Regions from separate parts of the Homo sapiens genome. Here region 1 is linked to region 2. A link is a contact called in ENCODE Hi-C or POLR2A ChIA-PET data. All regions are on one chromosome and are shown on one strand. Each heading gives the region's core, a stretch centred on a gene start or an enhancer-like site at or near the end of the contact. The rest is flanking DNA. Distances are from core to core; before and after follow the strand shown.

Region 1 (6,675 bases), core at 3,341-5,840, 600 kb before region 2:
TTTCAAACACAGAAATACAGAAGAATAATAACAAAATAATTCAAAAGTAATTCAAAAGATAGACTGATCTTAAAACTTAAGAAAGTCCCCAAGATTCAGAACTGAAGAGGCTCTTAAAAGCCAGAAAAGTAAGTGAAACTTGAAGCAGTGGTCCCAAGGAGAAGGGGAATGGGTAAGTTTTTGCAGCTGGGGCTTGTGGCTTTGATATCCACAAAGGGAGGGGATTCTGGACTGCCAGCTTGGTGCAGGCAGAATGCTGGAACTGACTTCAGTCATAAACCTCGCTGTCCGCCCACACCTCTGTGGATAAAGGGTAGGGCATTGGGAAACTGTGCAGATAAAGAGTCATTCCTTCCTGAGCTTCAAACATGGAGATCTCTGAGAGATCTCCCTGCCAACCCAGGGTATCAGCTGTATTTGCCATCTGCAGCAAATTCATACATATATTTATTGAGATCCTGCTATAGGCCCAGCATCATGTACTAGGGGTATCAAGATTTTTTTTTAAAAGCTGCTGAATGATTATCTGAAAACATAACAAGTGGAAAAATTTTGGAAGATTTTGGAATTTCTTCCCTTTAGGCAGGGTGAGTTGATTTCAAGATGCACATCCTAGCAGAACAAGAAAAGAAGGTGGGCCAGGCATGGTGGCTCACACCTGTAATTCCAGCATTTTGGGATGCTGAGGTGGGTGGATCACTTGAGCTTAGGAGTTTGAGACCAGCTTGGGCAACATGGTGAAACCCCATCTCTACTGAAAATACAAAAAAAAAAAAAATTAGCCAGGGGTGGTGCTGTGCACCTGTAGTCCCAGCTACTGAAAGGCTGAGGTGGGAGGATCCCCTGAGCCCAGGAGGTTGAGGCTGCATTGAGCCATAATTGAGCCAGTGCACTCCATCCTGGGAAACTGAGCAAGACCCTGTGTTTTTTAAAAAAAAAAAAAAAAAAAAAGAAAAGAAGATGATTGACAGAAAAGTAACTATTGGAAAGCAGAGAATCCCTCTCATAACCAGAGGCTATAAATCTCCATCAGGAGTCTCAATCCCAGGTCTTGTGCCTTAACTAAAGAATTTGTCAGCAAGGCTTAGGGATTTATCAATTTATGAGAGGTGCTCAGCTCAGTCGAGGACATTATCTGTCTACCAGGAAGTAGATATGAGTAAATGGTTAGGGAATTGTTAATGGTACACAGGGCAGGATCCACAGAAGTGGTGAGCAAACTCAGCTCCAGGGGAAATACTGGGTGTGTACAGGGTGGTTGGAGGTACTTGACTCCTAGGCAACAGTCTGTGTATAGCATGGAGTTAGGGTAATTTACAACCTAGGGATTTATAACTTTCTTCCTGACAAGAGGTGTGAAGTGGAACAATGGTTGAGGTCCAAGTCTCTGAAAAGGACCAGAGAGACAACCTGCAGGCTGCCTTATCTGCCCAGGAGGGGACATGGTGTTTGAGGTAGTGGGCACTTGAAATGGGTATCTTGTTCTCTGAGTTACAAATACTGTATCAACTTGGAGACTAGATTGCTCCATTGTGTAGTTAAGGTCTTGGCCTTTGGAAGCCCCTTGGTGCTAGGAGAAGTGTGGGGGTGATCTTCACCTTTTGTAAGGAAACCTCAGTCCTGTGCTGCCCAATATAGTAGCCACTAGCTGCATGTGGCTTTTGAGCACTAGAAAAGTGGCTGGTCCAAATTGAGATAAGTTGTAAATGGAAGATGCACTTTGGATGTTGAAGACTTAGTATGGAAAAATAAGAATGTAAATACTTGATTACTCATTTTAAAATATTGATTACATGTTGACAATATTTTGGATATATTGGGTTAAATACATTATCAAAAATAATTTCACTTGTTTCTATTTTTTGAATGCAGCTACTCAAAACATTTAAAATGAACACAGGTGGCCCATATTTGTGGCCTGCATTATGTTTCTGTTGGACAGTGCTGCCTCAGTCCATCTGGACTTTCAGTTTCCGTAAGATGGGGACTCCTGTCTCCCTTCCTGGCTCTTCCTTCCCTCTCTAAGTTCTGGAAATTTTTACTTCTACATGATCATTATTTACTTCTTGCCAACTGCCCTGGAAGAAGCAGCAGCAAAGGCCTTTTGTGATAAGGGCCTGACAGATCATCTTCAGGGATTTCTCAGAAGAGGCAGCTAGAGGAGAGGAGATAAGGCTGAGACCCCACCACACATTCTGAATAAGGAAGGGAAGAAGAATGAGCCAGCTGATTTCTCCCAATCTCCAGGGGACATTTGGCAAAGCCTGGAGACTTCTTTGGTTGCCACAGCTGGTGGGAGGGTGCTACTGACTTCTTGGGTAGAGGCCATGTATGCTGCTAAACATTCTACAGTGCATGGGACAGTGCCCTACACAAAATATTATCTGGCCCCATATGTCAGTAGTGTCAAGGCTGAGAGACCCTGACCGAGGTCTAGAAAGGGCCTTGGGCCTTTGGTTGCCTCTGAACAGGGGTCAGGAGGGAGGCTGGAGATGCTGACACAATAGGGGAGACCTGTTCCGTCCTGTCCCATTCCCCCATTCTTTCTTGATTGTCAGTGACTCATGGCCCTTCCCCTGTGCTCCTGAGCCTGCCTAAACTCATGCTGGTGGAGAGAAACGGAGCATTTCTTCCCAGGTGTGAATCACTTGCCCCACGCCCCTGGCAGAGACCTCTCCCTGCAGGAGATAGGCTCTTTGGAGATTTGCCCAGAGGGGATGGGCCTCCCAATTCTCTTACCTTGCCCATCTACTTTTCTTCTTGCTCCCTCCTCCCTCTGCAGCTGTCGTGGAGCTCACCAGAAGCTCCTGGCCAGAACCAGGATTGTTGAGCAGATGTTGAGCACCTGAGGGAGGAAGCCCGTGGGAGCCGCTAGGGTTTTCTCAGAGGGAATAAAAACTTGCCTCTGAATTTCTTGCAGAAACCCGGGTCTCTGGGGAGCAGCACTGTTGGTGTTTAGACAGGTCCATTCTATAATTCCTTGACCAGATTTCATTGAGCCCTGATTATAAACCCCAGCTCTGTAAGGCACACTCTCTGCCTTCATAGCATTTATAGTCTAGCTAGGGGTGCAAAACCCAAACACTCACAACAAATAAAAATGGGCTTTAAAGAGGAGTCAGTGGCAGTGAGGCTTCAAAGGAACAGACAGCTAGGGCTCAGAGTGATGAGTGGGGTTGCCCAGAGCTGGAGGAAGAGCCTGTATTCTGGATCCCACCGGCTCTGGCTGCATCCTGATGTTACAATTTCCTATCTGTGCAACCTCCTCTGGGAAACAAAGGTAACAATAAAACCTAGGATTAGATGAGACTGTGAACTGCTGCCTGCTCCCACTGCCCATACACAGTTAGGTACAGCTTGTCCCATGGAGAACTGCTGGGTGCAAGGCAGTGGGTACTCCCAGATTGCTGTCTCTATGGGAAAAAGGCTATGAGTGCAGCTTGCTGATTAGGAGGTGTGGGGTATCAGCTCCTTGCTGGAAAGATGCGGCCCTGGCACACTTTGTAGCAGTTATATCAGTTATATTGGGCTTTATGAAGAGGCATCTGTCCCTGTTCTTGGGAGAAAGATTCCTGCCCACTATTCAGCCTTATGTGACCCTAGGATGAGAGCTGTAATTTGCTGAGCAGCTCTTATGTGCCAGACACATTATGCCAGACCCTTCGCTGCGTCATCTCATTTTAGTCAAGCAACAATTAAGACATCAATTAATACATATGACATATACATTAGTTGGGTCCAGAAAGGCAGAACAACTTGAAGTGGGGTGGGGGGAGGTGGGAGTTGGGGAGCTTACAGGTCATAGGTGGATTTAAATATTTTTTTAATTGGCAGTTGGTCAAAAGAGTTAAGTTATTATCTAAAGACCTGGAATCAAGAGAGAGGAGTGTGTGGATTAAGATAAGGGGTTGTGGGGATCAAGGTTCTTATTATCCAGAGAAAGTATTTAGGTGGCTATCCTTAGTGACAATTGATGGCAAATGTTTCCTATTTAGACCTTTAAAAGGTGCTAGACTCTCAGTTAATCTCTTCAGGATGGGAAGGGCCTGGAAAGGAATAGATCTAGTTATGTTAACAGAGATTCTTTACAGATGCAAATTTTCCCCCACAAAAGATAGCTGTGTAGGGTCATTTCTCAAAATATGGTAAAAAACATATTCTGGGGTAAAATACTGTGATTTCCTTTCTTATCTGTCATGTGGTGTTATACTAGAGTTGGGTTGGAATTTGGTATCTTATTGCCACAGAGAGCCTGTTTTGTCAGTCTGAGGATCTCTGTTTTACTGTTAATGTTGGTCAGTTGCGCCTGAACTCCAAAGGGAGAAGAGGATATGGCATGTCTGACTCCACCTTCCCATCGTGGCCTGAACTAGTTTTTCAGGTTTCTTTGGGTCCCCAGGCTAAGAAGGGGGCGTCTATTCAGTCAATTGGAGGGCTTAGAATTTTATTTTTGGTTTATACTTTCTGTTTCCAACAGTGGGCCAGGGGCTGGGTGACTGGAGACATAACATTGACAAAGAAACGCTCTAGTCACTCATGTCTACTGGGAGAGAACATAAAACTGGCATTTGTAGTGCAGCGTGGTGAGTGCTAGCATGGAGGTAGCATGAGTCATCAACCTGTCTGGTCTCCTAGGCTGCTGTCGCGCGAGGCACACTGCACATGGCTAACTGGGTGACTCCACCCTGGTTCGGGCACTGCACGTACTCAGCTGAGGCTGCCGGATGCCACAACCCTGGGCCAACCACCTCATGTGTCTGCAGAAGACCACCTGTAACAGAGCCAGATCTGGTCTAATTAAAAACCCAAGTGTTGGCAGCCAGTCAGTAACACCCAGAGACTTTGGTTTGCTAACATGGGAAGGAGACAATTTATGGTCTTCTAGCTTTAGAAAATTGCCTTGTTTCTCCTCCTGCATCCTCAGATCTGTGGCTTTCCTAGACTGTGTGCCGAATCAGGCTTCCTGCATGAAAGTAAAAAAATTTGTTTTCATTCAGCATTCAATCTTTGGTTTCTGATAACTTTTTGTTTTTTCTTTAACAAAGGCAAACCAGAGCACAAATGAACTCTATCTGTAAGAGAGGAAGAAGTTTTCCCAGAAAAAGTTACCTTTATGCTGGAACTAGAATAATAAAGAGATTTGGGCTGGGCGTGGTGGCTCACGCTTATAATCCCAGCACTCTGGGAGGCTGAGGCGGGTGGATCGCTCGAGGCCAGGAATTCTTGGCTTGGGCAGCATGATGAAACCCTATCTCTACAAAAAATATAAAAATTAGTTAGGCATGGTAGTGCACCTCTGCAGTTTCAGATACTCAGGAGGCCGGGTGGTAGGATCGCTTGAGCCTGGGAGGTGGAGGCTTCAGTGAGCTGTGACTACACCACTGCACTCCAGCCTGGGCAACAGAGCGAGACGGTCTCAAAAAACAAAAAACACAACAACAACGACAAAACAGATTTGTCAGGCCAACAAAGGAAGTGTTACAGGAAAAAGGGGTCCTGATCCAGACCCCAAGAGGGTTGGTGGATCTCATGCCAAGAAAGAATTCAGGGTGAGTCTGCAGCACAAAGTGAAAGCAAGTTTATTAAGAAAGTAAAGGAATAAAAGAATGGCTACTCCATAGATGGGCAGCCCCGAGGGCTGCTGATTGCTCATTTTTATGGTTATTTTTTGATGATAAGCTAAACAAGAGGTGGATTATTCATGCCTCCCCTTTTCAGACTGTATATTATTGCATTATTATTATTATTGTATTAATGTATTATTAATGTTAAACCCAATTTTTAATAAAACTTTAGACATATTTACCCAATTTTAATGTTTAACTATAAGGTAAGATTCTTATAAACCTTTATAACCCTTTACATTTTTTTTGTGAAAGAGCAGATTAGTACTCTAAGAAAAACCTGTTGTGCTTTTATTCTATTTAATTTACAGAAAAACTGAATAATACCCCTTTAACTTTAGCCAATGTGTTCACACACAGAATCTCTTACAATTAATTTTTATAAACCTTCCACAACTTGTTTAAACCTTCCACAACTTGTTTAAACCTTAGCTTTATTCTAACTAACTTAAAACAATTCTTCAACTCTTTAGGCAAAAAAATCCACATTCCTATGCCTTCTTATAATCTTTTACCAAATGTACATTCTACTTTCCTTACACACCTTACATGTAAAATTGTTTCTTCAATAGTCTCAATTATATGTGACAATGTTAAACTTTTAGCAACTTACTTTGGTGAAAACCCTGGTTAGTAAGTAATTTTAATTGTGTACTAGGTGTGGAGCCTTACCCAGGATATACCAGGCAGAAAGGCAGATAAGGGCTGACTCTCCAGCATAGCTAGGGGGTGTGGCTAACTCCACATGTCCTCAGGCCTTACCTTACTTAAGCAACCAAATTGTACAGTAAGAGTCATAGTGGCATTTTATGAAGCATTTAGGAGGCCTAACAACCTTTGAATTGTACAACGTTTCTTGCATAAATTCCCTTTCACAAATCCTTTCACGACTTACACAGACCATCTGAGACATTCTTTGACTTTCTGACTTGCCCTCCTTTTAAATAACCAGTTATTTTACTTTAGGACAAGAATTTACCATACAAGATCCTTTCTTATATAAAATCTCTTTCTTTATAATCTTTGTATAGCCAGGGGGCATGGCTAATTC
Region 2 (6,419 bases), core at 1,779-4,278:
GGAGGTGAGGAATAAAAGACTATATATTGGGCACACTGCTCGGGTGATGGGCACATTAAAATCTCAGAAACCACCACTAAAGGACTTATCCATGTAACCAAAAACAACCTGTACCCCCAAAACTAATGAAATAAAAATTAAAACCATAAAAGAAATAAACATGCCCAGATACACATCTTAATATATACTGTAATGGTTATGATATATAGACTCTAGACTTTAATTTTTTTATAGAAATCTAAATGGCCTAGTGGTGAGGAAAGTTCCTGCTTGGGCTGGGCATAGAAAGAAGTTGGGAAAGAAAAAGAGGAGAAGGATAAAATGAAGTAAAGAAGGAGGAGCAGGATGAGGAGGGAAAAAAGTCAATTATATCAAGTAGGGAAAATGTGTACCTGAGATTGGAATGCACCCAGTGCTTGGATAGCTGCTTCCCAGGCTCTTCTCCAAATGCAGATACTCTTGAGCTCTGTAGATTTCAATGAGAAAGATTCCTATATGCAGTGGATCCTGGCCTGTAAAGGCTGTTCTTCCTGTGTGTTGCTGAATAGGCCTCATTGCTAAAGAAGAGGGGAGGGAGGGGGCTGAATGGGGGAGGTATAGGTTGTCTAGGCCTTGGGCTCAGAAGCTCCTGATCTTTTCAGGTGATGGCAACCATGTGCCAGAGAAAGCTATTCTCATGTTTCTCATGTTCCATAACTCCTTCTTTGCAATTTTTCCCAGAAGACTTATGATTTATCCTCCTCAGACAGAGGCTGCCCTGTACATAATGGAGCTTGATAATCTGAAAACTAAATTGACATTTTAAGCCAACTGAGTTAGCCAACCAAGATTTCTGGTTTTCATCTATAAGGTCAAAATTAATTTGTTGGGTTTTTTGGGGAGATTTTGAAATCATGATCTATTGTGGTGACTTAGATTAACTGTAGTTATAAACACCATCAAGGAGTTGATACGTGAGAAGTGAAATTAATCACCACTCCCTTCCCACACACACACATTTGCTCACACCATCTAGCACATGAAACAAGACCTGAAGGTGTACTAGCACTGTGCGTCACCGTGCTGTTCCTAAGAAGTAAATTTCCAGGCAGGCTTTTTTATTCTTGTAGCATCTAATTACAGAACACCGGAATGCAATGGAGACCCAGAGGTGAGCTGAATTATTGAAAAAGTAAAAGCAAAGACAGTCCAGAAAGCTATTATATATCTTCATAATAGATTCACCAAACTTAAGGGTGCTAAGAAATGCAAGCATTTAATTCAGAAAACAAATATATTTTTTCATAGCTCTAGGGAAAACTGCTTTTTTTCTCTAAACCTTCTGGAAGTTTTGGTAATTATGTTAGACAGAGACAAGAAACATAAAAGATAGTGTAGGCTCTCCGAAGGAAGTTGTATTTAGTCAGGTTAAAGTTGAAGTAATTCATCTATTAAAGCATTCCCATATTTCTGTATATAACAAGGTGTAATGTTTCCCCAATGATTTAGCAAAAGGGAATGGAAATTACAAAGGCACATGACTAGTGAGTAGGATAGGAATGTGGGTAGAGAAGGGAGAGTAAGGGGTTGGAAAGATTTAATCGTCAGCTACCTGACTCGATCTAGTGCCTTGTCCTTTAAATTACAACTTTCTCTCAAATATCATTTAAAATATTGAAACATCCTTTGTCTACCTCAGAAAGTCCAACTTTCAAACTCGCAGAACAAAAGAATAAAAAAGATACTGTGTGTTCAGTTGATAAAAATGAAGGTGAAATCTTTACACCAAGTTTAATAGTGAATGAAAAATTCTTACAATTAAAAACAGGATGAGGAAAATTTGGTACATTCATTTGTATGCTTCAATCTTCTGCTTTAAACCACGTCAAGAAACTAAAGCAAGAAAAGCTTAACTGTCCCATGTTGTTGTTCACTAAATATAAGATTATCTTTCTAAGTAAGACTTTCAACGTGCTGCTTTTTACATCTTCTAATAGCAGAAGTAACCGCTGTTCTTGGGGAAGAAAGAACTGAAACCAGTCAAACGTTAAAAGTCATGATGGCATTTAGGTGTGAGAGAAAGTTTATCCCTTAATTGCTTGCCTACTTCCCATTCACATTTAATATTGGGGGTAAAGTTTGTTGAGTATTTTCCAGAGAGCACTTTTCACTTCTTTGTTCCTAAGGCTGTATATCAAGGGATTCAGCATGGGAATCACCACTGTGTAAAACACAGAGGCTATTTTGTCTGTGTCCACGGACTGGCTGGAGTTGGGCTGTAAGTACATGAAGATGATTGTGCCATAGAAGATGGACAAAGCAGTGAGATGGGAAGCACAGGTGGAGAAGACTTTCTTCTGCCCTTCAGCAGAATGCATCCTCTGAATGGTGATGCATATGAAGAAGTAAGAAATAAGGATGACCAGGAGGGTGAAAAAGACGTTGAAGCCTGCCACAAAGACCACCAACTTGCTGATGCGTGTGTCAGAGCATGAGAGAGCCAGGAGTGGGGGAATGTCACAGAAGAAATGATTAATCTCATTAGAACCACAGAAGGAGAGTCTGAAGGTGCCTGCTGCATGGATAGAGGCATTGAGGAAGCCAGAGACATAGGAACCAGTAGCAAGGAGGGCACACACACCTGCTGTCATGGTGGTGGTGTAATGAAGAGGCCTACATACCGCTGCATGGCGATCATAGGCCATGGAGGCCAGGAGGTAGCACTCAACAGTGGCAAACCCCACAAAGAAGAAGAACTGAGCTGCACATCCATCGTAGGAGATGGCCTTGTCCCCTGACCGCAATGCAGCCACCGTTTTGGGGGCTACAGCTGATGAGTAACCCAAGTCTACAAGGGAGAGGTTACTGAGGAAAAAGTACATTGGAGTGTGGAGATGGGAGTCTGAGTGGATGATCACCATCATTCCCCCATTCCCAAGCAGGGTGATGAGGTAGATGAATAAAAATGCCAGGAGGAGGGGTATCTGAAGATTGGGGTCATCTGTTAATCCCAAGAGGATAAACTCTGTCACTTCTGTGCTATTCTCCATTGTGGCCAGCTTGAATTAGCCTGGTGATTAAAGAAGAGGCGTCAACAAAATTCCAATGAAAGTATGAGAAGGGAGGATGGAATGATAAAAAAGGAGAAAACTAATGTATAGAGAGAATGTACTGTGTGTAACACTCATCCTAGAACCCTCTGTTATATTATAGCTTTTAATTCATATGAGATAGGTGCTATTATGCCCATCTTACAGATAAGGAAGTTAAGGCTCAGGGAGCTGAATATTGAGCAAGATAGCCTATCTAGGGGTCAGAATCAAAGTTCACCCCTTTATATTTCTGAATCTAAAGTTCATACATTCATCTTGAATTCTTTAACACATTTACATCATATAAATACAAATTATGATGTGGATATAAGATTGTATGTATTTAATTATTAAAAATAAAAACATCCATCACTTATTGTCTTCCACATTCTACTTCCAATAATATAGCCTCACTAAAGATTTTCTAAATTTATTTTTCCTTAAAACAACACAAGTTTATTCTCTCAAAATTCTGGAGGCCAGAAGCCTCAAATCAGTTTCACTGGGCCAAAATCAAGGTGTTGGCAGGACAAGGTGGTGCCCTCAAGGTCTGTTTGATACTAAATCCAAAGATCTTAACCACAACTTTTGAAGCCTTTATAAATTAATCCCTCAACAGTAGTTCAACTGAAAGGGAGTATGGTATATGTAAATATGAGTATGTATTTATATATATTTAATATAAAACTATAAATTTGATATATACAAATGGCTTTGTGTATCTGTGTATATGCATATGTCTTTTTTCACCCCTTATCAGAAGTCTTTGCTGTAGACCCTAATTCCAGTTAAGTCCTCCTTTCTCTCCCTCCTCAAAGCACTTGAGTCTTGGCTGATTATTGCACAATTAGCTGGGCAACCACTCACTCTTCACCTAGCTCTAAGCCCCTTGGGACAGTAACTATCTTCATCCCCTCTGGTCCACTCTCCTTACCATGGCCCCTCACACATGTATGTAAATATTTGGTGAATCAAACAGAACATCAATAGGAAAGTATGGAAATATTTTTCATGCTCTTTAATCCCACAACAAACATCCTATCATCCTCTTGTCTACCAGGTTTGTGCTTTGGGCCAAAATATTAGCTTAGACTTGTCATATGAAAAATATTCAGGAGTAACAGTGAGTTTGCAGATGGTCAGGCCTGGAGACAGGTTTCTGTCCTCATTTTAGAGCATTCTTTCTCTCCTATTTTTGTTCCTCAACCTGAGGTGTTCACAGGCTTTCCCCACTCCTAGTAGCAGAGTGAGTGGGAGCAGACTCAGAAGAAGTGAGGGAGAAAATGTGAGAAGAGAGGAGGAAAAAGGAGAAAACAGGAATTAAAGGAGAAAAATGCTTCAGCTCTGCTGGACTTTAGCTTACCTTGAAGAGTAACAGCAGCAATTTGATTGGTGACACAAAAAGAAGGGGATAGTGTAGCTTGTCCTTTTTGGATGACCATCACACACACACGATGTGGCTAGTTTCATAAGAACTGGCTCAGTCAGCTTGGTACATTACTATCCAGTAATGTACTAATTGACTTTCTGACCAGCATCACTTTCTATTATATTTATCCAGCCTTTTTTAACTTGTTTTTCTTTTGACTTTTGACATGTGTGTATACTCTCAAATTTAGCAAACACAATATCCTGTAATCTATGACAGGCAGTGTTCTGATCTTACATATTTGGAAACAGAAGGATGTGGTGCCCCTCAAGGTCACATAACTGCTTAACTGTAAAATCTGTACAATTCCAGAGCCTGGTTTTTCAGCCTCAGCACTACTGACATTATGAGCTGGACAGTTCTTTGGTGCAGGGTGTGGTGGGGGAGAGGGAGTGCTGTCCTGTGCATTGTAAGATATTCAGCAGTTTCCCTGGCCTCTCTCTAATCACTAGATTCCAGTAACACCACCACCTCCCATTTGTAACAGTCAAAAATGTCTCCAGACGTGGCCAAATGTCCCCTGAAGGGTAACATTCCCCTGATTGAGAACCACTGTTCTAGAGCTTTTAAAAAACAGTGGTTCTAAAGTTTATAAAACTCTTTTTGCATTCACTTCTTAATTTAATTATTGCATGACTAGATAGAGAGAGAGAGAGATAGCAGATATAGACATGAAGAAACCGAGGCTCAGTGAGGTGAAGTGACTGGTTTAAAGTCTAGAACTCTGGCCAAATATTGCTGCTTATTGGTAGAGGGATCCCAGGAAGGGATAACTGCTTGCTAAGTACGTGGTCCTTTGACCAAAGAGATACCAGTCCTCCCATATTGTAAACCAACCTTTTCCTAGACACAAGGTAGGATGAAAACCTGGAAAAATTCCAAGAATAAAATGCAGCTGACTTAGGGTGGATTCTGAATTATTTTCCAAAATACCTTCTGAAATGCTTATTAGATCAATCTCCTTGGTTAATATTGACCACAGGAGTCTATTCACTTAAGCTGTACGTTCAGTTTTTAAAAGCCATTACACCCACCCCCCCGCCCCCGCCATATTGAACTGTCCCTGACTGCCATGTTCCTCTACCGGCAATTAATATTCAAGGTACTTTCTGTGTTCCGTTAATGGGCAACCCTTCCGTTTATGCATTGCAGTCTCTGTTAATAAATGTGTTGAGATCCAGAGCAGCAAGGAGAAATCTGGAGTCAGTGCAGAGAGAAAAGGCCTCATTTACCCAGCACCAAGCCTGGGAGGCTGCAAGGCCTGAATCCAAATCCTGCTGCTGCTGCTGTATCTCCTCCCACTCAAGTCCTGTAAAACCCAGGCTTTTCTGCATGGACCTAAAATAAATATCGGAAGGAGTCTTGAAAGAGAAAAAATATTTTTAAAATATCTACGGTTGAATACTGAAATATCTAAGGTTAAAATATTAAGTCAAAACCTGAAAAAGCATTAAAATTTAAGGAATTATTATTGTTATAAAGAGAGAAGGAGAAGTCTAAGCCATTAAGATAGTTTGGAAATAAAAAGTTCCATCAAAATTGCTTCTAAAGGGGTTTGAAGCATCACCCCCAATCATCACACCCCCATTTGGGGAGTTCTAAAGAAGATTCTCAATGGAATAAATTCCATAAGGGAAGAGACAAGGCCTATATTGTTTGTCACTCTTTTGCGCTTTATTATCCACTACTTAGACTCAAGGCAGCCACATGGTAGACTCAACTATTTGTTAAGTGGATGAGGTAATTAGAATCTCAGCAGTTGAGTTAGAATAAGAGCTTTAATGCTTACTTGCTTTGGGACTGTAGGCAAGTCAATTTTCCTTTATAGACAGAAGATAAAGTGAGATAAAATATAAGAAAATTCAGCCAGTGTGGGCCTCTAGCAGGTGCTCCATAGAAGCTAATTAATCAATCTCTTT

The links. A loop is a pair of places that touch in the nucleus more often than their neighbours do. ChIA-PET counts read pairs that join two places held with the same protein, here RNA polymerase II (POLR2A). Pooled maps may share reads with other maps.
Region 1: a map with no recorded cell type shows a loop between it and region 2 (6-fold over the local background). The contact joins the enhancer-like site here to the promoter of OR5B21 in region 2. A Hi-C loop is called at or near these places in 3 of 37 single-sample maps with no recorded cell type and 3 of 50 pooled maps. POLR2A ChIA-PET finds 5 or more read pairs at or near these places in 1 of 52 experiments (HCT116).

Annotation. Positions count from the first base shown.
Region 1 is chr11:57,899,286-57,905,960 of GRCh38, forward strand. No RefSeq gene overlaps it. Among named protein-coding and RNA genes, the nearest start is that of OR9Q1, 120 kb to the right of the region's middle. Within about 2 kb of position 4,591, at least 5 of the 41 ENCODE cell types and tissues checked have a DNase peak (open chromatin) inside an H3K27ac peak, as active enhancers do; they include HCT116, where a contact is called at or near this core.
Region 2 is chr11:58,505,077-58,511,495 of GRCh38, forward strand. OR5B21 (olfactory receptor family 5 subfamily B member 21) reads right to left here and starts at 3,029. Exons shown (of 1, transcript NM_001005218.3): 1 at 1,731-3,029. The coding sequence starts at 3,029. The coding sequence ends at 2,100. LOC105369313 (a long non-coding RNA gene) reads right to left here. Exons shown (of 5, transcript XR_007062673.1): 3 at 393-466.